Linked DNA regions of Homo sapiens: regions 1 and 2 are each linked to region 3. A link is a loop called in an ENCODE intact Hi-C map of the cell type or tissue named here. Cell type or tissue: heart left ventricle. All regions are shown on one strand.

Region 1 (2,500 bases), 240 kb before region 3:
CCCCAGGGAGGGCTGACCTGCAGCTGGGTGGTGGGTTCTGAGCCTCTGGGCTCCTGGTCAGGCATGCAGGTGTCTGGGCATACCCCGGCTCCTGGCCCCACCACCCGCCTTGTTCTGTGCCAGGTGGGGTGGGGAGGCCTTGTCTGGCAGCCTGGCTTCCTCCATCTGTCCAGCTTGCTCTGTCTTGCACCTCCTGTGGCAGGCTCTGGACTGTGGGCCACCAGGTCAGCACCCAGCAGCCCTGGGACAGGGCCCTATCGCCCTAGGCTCCTACCATGACACTGCCAGGCATGGGATGAGCAGGCAGTCACGGTCAGGAGCAGCCTTGGAGAGCGCCGCTGATGTCCTCTTCCCCCGGATCCCTGCCTCCATCCCCGGGCGGGCTCTTCACCTTCTCGGCACTACTCCTCCTGCCCATGCCCTGCGGCCCCGGCCCCGGGCCCAGCCCCCCGGCGGCGGCTCACCGGACTTGACGGAGCAATGCACGTGGGCCTTTGACTCGTAATACACCCAGTCAAAGCCGGCCTCCACTGCCAAGCGCGCCAGCAGTCCATACTTATTGCGGTCGCGGTCTGATGTGGTGATGTCCACCGCGCGGCCCTCATAATGCAGGGACTCCTCTGAGTGGTGGCCGTCCTCGTCCCAGCCCTCGGTCACCCGCAGCTTCACACCGGGCCACTGGTTCATCACCGAGATAGCCAGCGAGTTCAGGCGGTCCTTGCAGCGCTGGGAGAGGAATGTGCGCGAAATCAACCAGAGCGAAATCAGCCGGAGGAGCCGGCCGAGGTGCAGGTGTAGGCGCAGCCTCGCCCAGAACTCTCCCGCCACACCCAAGGGAGCTGGAAGCCCGGGAGGGTGCTGTCCCTCTCCCTTAGGAACAGAGGGCCCTGAAGTGCTCCCTCCCTAGCATACAGCCGCCCCCGGGGATCTGGACCGCACGGCGGTATCACAAATCTGGAGGAGGCATGGAGGCAAGCGCCCTGGCGGCGCCTTCACTGGTAGGTGGAGGTCCCCTCTCTCCTGTGCTGTCTTCAGCTCCGGGTATCCATCCCTCCACAGACAGGACTACACCTTTCAGCGCCCGGTCCCTCTGTGCCTCCAAGGCAGGAGGGCCAGCCAGCGGCCGGGAGGGAGGAGTGGCAGCAGAGCCGACTGCCTGCGGCCGGCCTGCGAGGCGTGCAAGGCCCGAGGTGCCCAGTAGGTGTCACCGCAGCCTCAGGGCTGAGGCCTGGGGACGACAGGCTCTGGAGGCGCGGCAGGTGCAGAGCGTCTCGGTAGCTTCAGGGGGTGTGTTGGAGGGGAATCGCCGGCCTGCCTGGATCCCTCGAGCACCACCGAGGATTCCCGCCGGGACCCTCTTATAATCTTAAACCGGCCCACAACCCCGCCAGAGATGACAGGGCCAGGGAACCAGAAACCGGCGGATTAGCGCCAGGGCCGCCCAATGGGGGGCCACATGCAACGTCTTCCTCTGCAAGGCGCAAAAGGGGCTGACAATCCCAGACCTCCAGGACCTCTGCACCGGTGCCCCGCCCCTATACCGTAGGAAGGAACTCCATAAACCAAGCTTCTGATCTCAGGGAGCCAGCTCCACCATCCTCCTCACGTGGAGTTGGGGTAGAGCCGCGCCCTGGGGGAAGGACCGAAGCGGTCATCCTTGGTTGCTGCCTCCTGGTGTGCCTGGGTCCTGAGAGCCCAAGAGACTGTGCAGCTGACTCTGAGAAGAAGCTGGGGCCAGGGCCTTGGTCTGAGGGGAAAGGCCCTTCCACCAGTCCTCGACTCTGAGACTCTGAGATTCGAGGCGCCAACAAGTGTGGGCAGCCCAAGTCTCAACCTACCCCCACCCTGCAGAGCCCGGGCCTCACAGACCCTTGGACTCAGCCTTCCTAGGAGCCAATAGCAGCTACAACCCAGGGCCTCGCAGGTCCTCGCTGGTGCACAGCCTGGCTGGGGGTGCTTACTGCCCAGGGAGGGAGCTCCGCTTGCTCCTTCGTAGACCCTGCCGTCAGGCTTCTAGCCCCGCACCTATGCCCGCCTGCAGCCCTGGTTCCCCGCCTCTCTCCCTCACTGCCACCGCCCCCTCTCGGGTCCAGAGCCCGGGCGTGCGCTGTCAATGATTGCCCAGCCCGTGGCCCGGATCCTTATCTGCATTCCTCGGCGCCCGGCCCGGCCCGGCCACCAGCCAACCTTCGGCCCCGACACTGGCCGGCCAGCCCCGGCGCCAGGGTGCATGCTGAGGGCCCTGAGTCTAGCTGCTCTTCCCAACGGATCTAGAAAGCCAGGGGCCTGCTTTCAGGGGGAAGCCTCGGGAGACCCCGAAGGAAGGGGGTGAAGGTCTCTCCCCTCGCGGACCTGGCTGCTGGGAAGGAATTTGCGCCTCTAAGCTTGGGTGGAGCGCGGGTCCTACTCCAGCATGCAGAGACTAGCGTCAGCCCTGGTCCCTGCCTCCCTCGGCATCTCAGCCCCTCTTTTCCACTCCTTCCCGTCCCCACCACCAAGC
Region 2 (2,500 bases), 50 kb before region 3:
CTAGGCACCTTCAAAATTGAGAAGCATGGCTTTACTTGACTGGGCTCCCTGAGGACAGGGAGTGCCCTGTTCATCTCAAATCCTCAGCCTCTAGCACAGGGCCGGGTATATAGTAGGTTAAATCTGGATGAATCAATGTCATAACCAAAAGGCTAAAACAGGTTCAGAACCAGGGGAAACCATTGGAAAATCTTCAGGGTGATCCGGGGTGTGGAAGGGAGGAACCAGGTCACAAGAAGGACCTCTTTCCTGGAGAGTCCTGTTTCAGCAAAACAGCCATTCCCTCCTGGCCATTCCACCTTCTTTGGAAGTGCACCCCTCTCCAGCTTACCCCTGCCTGCCTCCGCAACAGATATTAAGGACAACTGCTTTGTGCCAAAGCTCGAAAATCTGTGAATTTCCGTTCCTTTTGCCTTTACAGTCTCAAGAATGGGATGTGAAGATCAGGGTAATAATAATTACGGTTTATTGACACGTACTGAAGGCTATGTGTCAGATATTGTATTAAACACTGTACATCTCATTTAATCTTCAACTCCATGAGGTAGATAATTATTTCCATTTTACAGAGGAGGAGAGGAAAGGACAGAAACATTAAGTAGCCTGTCCAAGGTCACACAACTACGTTAACGGAGCTGTCATTTGAACTAGTCAGTCTGGCCTCACAGTTAAGCTACTTAACCTTATGTACTATTATACCTATTTTACAGCTACCAAAAGTAAGGATCCGAGAGGTTAAGTAACTTGCCCGAGGTTACACAGCTAGCATGCTATTAACACTCAATTTAGAAACTGGAAGTCTGGTTCACAAGCCTGAGCTCTTAACCACTGAGACTAGGGGTAGTGGGATACAGGCCAGAGCCCAGAAGGTTGTACGGGATCAGGAGACCAGGCCACCAGACCCGCCCCTCACTGGATCCCCCTCCAGGCTGCAGTGTAGTTGGCCGCTTTCTGCCCCAGAGCGCCAGAGGTATGAAGCCTCCTACCTCCAACATTGGGAGATGGAGGTCCTGGGGGCCTCGGGCCGAGCCCGGCTTTGCTCCCCTTTGGCGTAGGTGCCTGCGTCTTGACCCCCACCGAAGGCCAAGTAGAGAACCCTCACCAGGGTCCTGGGACCCGTCCACCCCTACACCTAGCTAGCCCGGAGCCTCTCAGCTCCGCGTCCCCACATCCTCCGGATGCCCAGCGGTTGCTGAGATACCGCGGGCCGTTACGCCGGCGCGGACTGATGATGTCAGCACTGCTTCCGGTCGGTGGCGCTTCTCTCTGGCCCGAGCCAGGTCAGTCCGGCAGTGCAGATGGCCCATCCCGGGCTCTGGGCTCCTAGACCGGGGTGGGCCCTGCCAGGAGTGGGCCTGAGCCTCGCACGTCCTCTGAAACTACGCTATGCTCTGCTTTTGCGGCGCGATGGGCGTGGGAGCGGGGGCTGCCCAAAGATGGGCTGGGGTTGGAGGAAGTGGCCCGGTAGCCGCTGTGTGTCCTGAGGCCGTAAGGCGCCTGACCCCACCCCTGAAGCTGGCGACGGAGCAGGGCCTGTTTTCTCTACACTATAGTGTAGGTTCCAGAGACCTGGGCCTGAGCTCTCCGCATTGGTACTTCATGGGTCGTCTGGATTGTGCCGGACCTGTGACCCTGCCGTTGTTTTCTTTCCAGCATGATCCGCTGGGCCCCCAGCGCATCTCCTGGAAGAGCCCACTCACCCTGGACGAGCTCTTCGGTAGCCTCAGACCGTCCTTGAAGAGGATGACTGAGACATTATGGGCCACGCGCTGTGTGTCTGCTCTCGGGGAACTGTCATCATTGACAATAAGCGCTACCTCTTCATCCAGAAACTGGGGGAGGGGTGAGTGTTTGGAAGTCAGTTAACTAGTCCTCAAGTTTATGATCATTGAAGGACAGCGGTGTGCATATGCTTGGGGCACAAGGGTTTTATCCCTATCCCTGTCCTCTCTCACCTGACAGAACCTAGCTACACAGTATCAAGAAGGTGGATTCTGGAGCCAGGCCTGCTAAATCCACCTCGTGTGACCTTGATAAACCATGTTTTTTTCATCAGCTTAATGGAGATGATTATTATCCCTCACTGATGGAGTTGTGAGGATTAAATGAGATAATGTGTATAAAATGTCTCACCCAATGCGGGGTTGACAAGTACTTGATAAGTGTTGGCTATTATTTATTTAGCATCTGTCAAGTGCAGAGGTCTCTATTACGACCATAGGACCTCAAAGATTTCTATATCTCTGCTCCTGAGGAGCTCACGGTGTAATATTCTTCAGATTTCTCTTAGAGCCACATCTTGGGAAGGTTTCTGCTAAATGGGAAGGACACCCCACTCCCCACCAGGAAATTTCTCTAGGTCCAAGCCATGTGGGAGATGACCATGGCCCTTTATTGACCCCTTTGGCCCACAGTGGGTTCAGCTATGTGGACCTAGTGGAAGGGTTACATGATGGACACTTCTACGCCCTGAAGCGAATCCTGTGTCACGAGCAGCAGG
Region 3 (2,500 bases):
CTCCACTGAGCCCCCCAGAATCCAGAGATCCTCCCACACTCCTTTCGACAGTCTTTGCCTCTTCCCTGTACCCCTTGCTCCCAGCTCGGGGTGGTCCCCGGGCCACATGTCCTGTCTGTCCATGCAGCAGCCACACCTGCCAATGATCACTTTTGTGACTATGCAACTGGAGTGAGAATACTAGCTGCAGATCACAAAAATGACACTGGCAGCTGTGAGGGAGAGAGAGAAAGAGGGAAGAAGGGAGAGGGAAGGACAGAGAGAGGAAAGACAGGCAGCGGGAGGGAGAGGGAGAGACGGACAGAGCAGCAGAGAGAAACTGGCAGACAGGGGAAGGAGGTGGAGAAAAACAGGGGAGAGGGCAGAGAGAAAGGAAGAGAAGCGCGGAGAGGGAGAAATGGAGAGAGAGGGAAAGGGTGAGGCAGAGACAGAGTGAGAGAGAGATGGGGAGAGAGAAGAGGAAGAAAGAGGAAAGGAAAAAGAATGAAAGACACAGAAAAAAGAGGCGAAGAGACGGAGAGGGATGAAGGAGGGACGGAGAGGGATGAAGGAGGGGAGACGGGCAGGCGGGAGTGAGAGACGGAGGGGGCAGCAAGGCAGCGCAGTGCAGGGCCTGGAGACAGCGGGGCAGGAGGGAACTGGAAGGAGAAAGGAAGCAGGGGTCCTGGAGAGGGAGGGGAGACAGAAAGCAGAGGGCCCTCTGGAGGAAGCAGGTGGAGGAGAAGGAGCCAGTCCCGGGAGCGTGAGAGGGAGGGAGCAGAGCAGCAGCGGCCGGCGCGGAGCTGGCCCACGCGGGTGGTGGAGGCTCGGGGAAGGGCACAGCCGGAGCCTCAGGCCTGCTTTTAGGGGTGGGAGCGTGGGGTCTGGAGCGGGCGGCCAGAAGTCAGAGGCCGAGGCTCCAGGCCCGACCCGGGGCTCCAGGCCGAGCGGCGGGCGGACCCCGGCTCCGCCCCCGCCCATGCGGTCCCTCCAGGCGGGGGCGCCCGCGCTCACCTGCGGAAGTCCAGCAGGGGCCGCGTGGAGGCCGGTGTGCCCTCTGCCGGCCAGCTGAGGAAGTGGAACTGCGTGAGCGTGCGCGTCTCCTGGGTCTGCACGTTCTTCAGGTAGAAGCTCCGCACCAGAAAGTCCTCGCACCAGATGTGCTCCGACACCAGGTTCACCTGCCCGGCAGGGGCCCAGGCCTGAGCGCCGCGGGCTGCCCCAGTCCCCGCGTTGCGCGCGCTCTCCTCGCGACCTTCTCGGTCTCTCCAACCACCGCCCGGCCTCCCAGGCCGGTTCAAATTCTAAGTTCCAGCGGTCCCAGGAACCCTGGCTGCCTGTCACTTATCTACTGCTCAGGACCACTAGTAGCTTTTCCACCCAGACACAGCTATTGTGAGCCTCTCGAGGTCGGAGTTTCTCCTCCCTCTTCCTCGCAGGGTCTACCAGAGTATCGGTGCTACACGTGCCATAAACTTGGATGAAATTCTGTAGTATTCTTACTGGATTTTTTTCGTTAACCACCAGCAGGACCAATGAAAGGCTTTTTAAAAAAACCGTCATGTGCTTATTTGGTGGGGAAAAAATTACTATTCAGGCTCATCTGGTGATGAGAAGCTTCTGCTGTGTTCTTAAGGTTTTTTTGTCTTAGTGGGGACTCACGTTCTCCCATTTGTCTGAAATATTTCTCTTTCCCCTGCTTGGCCTCTGCCCAGTTCCCCCTCCTTCTCCACCCCTCCACCTAGTCTCTCTCCTAATGAAAAAGTTTGTTTCTCTTTTACATTAGTAACGTATGTAACGGGTGGTATGTCTTTCTTTGCTTTGGCCACCAGGAAACTCAGAGCTAAATTAGGTTCAATTAACGTAGGTCTTAATCTCAGTCTTTGGGTATCCTTATCTTCCCTGTCTAATATACACTTAGCTGTTAGCTTCTTACCTCGGTTTTGGTGGTTTTATAGTTTGATCTCTGTGCCTTTATCATAAGTCTCTATGAACGCTTTTTGACTCTAGACAGGACACACACACACACACACACACACACACATGTATGTTCTGTAAACAGGACACACACATGTATATATGTGAATATATGGGTATGCATATATGTGTTTATATATATTCATATATGTATGAATCATGAGCAGGGCCAATAAAAGCCTTTTTAAAAAGACTGTTGAGTGCTCATTTGGTGAAGAAAACGTTACGAAAAGGCCATCATCTACTCTTCCCACATCCATTGTCCCCTTGCTGTGGGGCCCTGCTGACCTCATATACGTGGTAGAGGGAGGCACCCTCATCTGGCCAGTAGCGGTCACACTGCTTGACACCATCCTCCACCAGCGGGGTCAGCATGACGATGACGGTGCAGCCGCTCTCCCACACCATCTAGGGACAGAGACCCAGTTGAGCTCCACTCTAACCTCCCTGGGACCTCGTGGCCACAAGGACCCCAGCGAAGCCCTCCCTTTAAGAGCCCACCTGCCAGAAGTCTGCGATGGTATGGGACAGCGGGCCCTGCGTG

Evidence for each region. A loop is a pair of places that touch in the nucleus more often than their neighbours do. Peaks named below come from ENCODE experiments on the same cell type or tissue, not always from the same donor. Only the 100,000 strongest peaks of a DNase experiment are listed, where the experiment ranks them.
Region 1: it touches region 3 in a loop (2.9-fold over the local background); 54 of 110 quality-filtered maps call a loop at or near these places.
Region 2: a loop joins it to region 3, with 1.9 times the contacts of the local background. A loop is called at or near these places in 46 of 110 quality-filtered maps.

Annotation. Positions count from the first base shown.
Region 1 is chr2:219,056,969-219,059,468 of GRCh38, forward strand. It overlaps IHH (Indian hedgehog signaling molecule), which reads right to left. Exons shown (of 3, transcript NM_002181.4): 2 at 465-726. It overlaps MIR3131 (microRNA 3131), which reads right to left and starts at 1,782; the gene lies at 1,720-1,782. In heart left ventricle, a CTCF peak has its summit at 1,198 (motif pointing right); DNase peaks (open chromatin) are centred at 75, 1,183 and 2,103; H3K4me3 peaks cover 1,376 bases; H3K27me3 peaks cover 2,500 bases.
Region 2 is chr2:219,244,243-219,246,742 of GRCh38, forward strand. GLB1L (galactosidase beta 1 like) reads right to left here and starts at 1,202. Exons shown (of 17, transcript NM_001286423.2): 1 at 987-1,202. It overlaps STK16 (serine/threonine kinase 16), which reads left to right and starts at 1,237. Exons shown (of 8, transcript NM_001330213.2): 1 at 1,237-1,554; 2 at 1,654-1,843; 3 at 2,415-2,500. The coding sequence starts at 1,758. RefSeq lists enhancers at 918-1,500, 949-1,378. In heart left ventricle, no CTCF peak of the experiment used is centred here; a DNase peak (open chromatin) is centred at 1,229; H3K4me3 peaks cover 1,509 bases; H3K27ac peaks cover 1,332 bases.
Region 3 is chr2:219,293,982-219,296,481 of GRCh38, forward strand. It overlaps PTPRN (protein tyrosine phosphatase receptor type N), which reads right to left. Exons shown (of 23, transcript NM_002846.4): 17 at 2,458-2,500; 18 at 2,245-2,364; 19 at 994-1,160. It overlaps MIR153-1 (microRNA 153-1), which reads right to left and starts at 219; the gene lies at 130-219. RefSeq lists a silencer at 676-1,175 and an enhancer at 866-1,160. In heart left ventricle, CTCF peaks have their summits at 991 (motif pointing left) and 1,192; a DNase peak (open chromatin) is centred at 1,030; H3K4me3 peaks cover 1,111 bases; H3K27ac peaks cover 671 bases.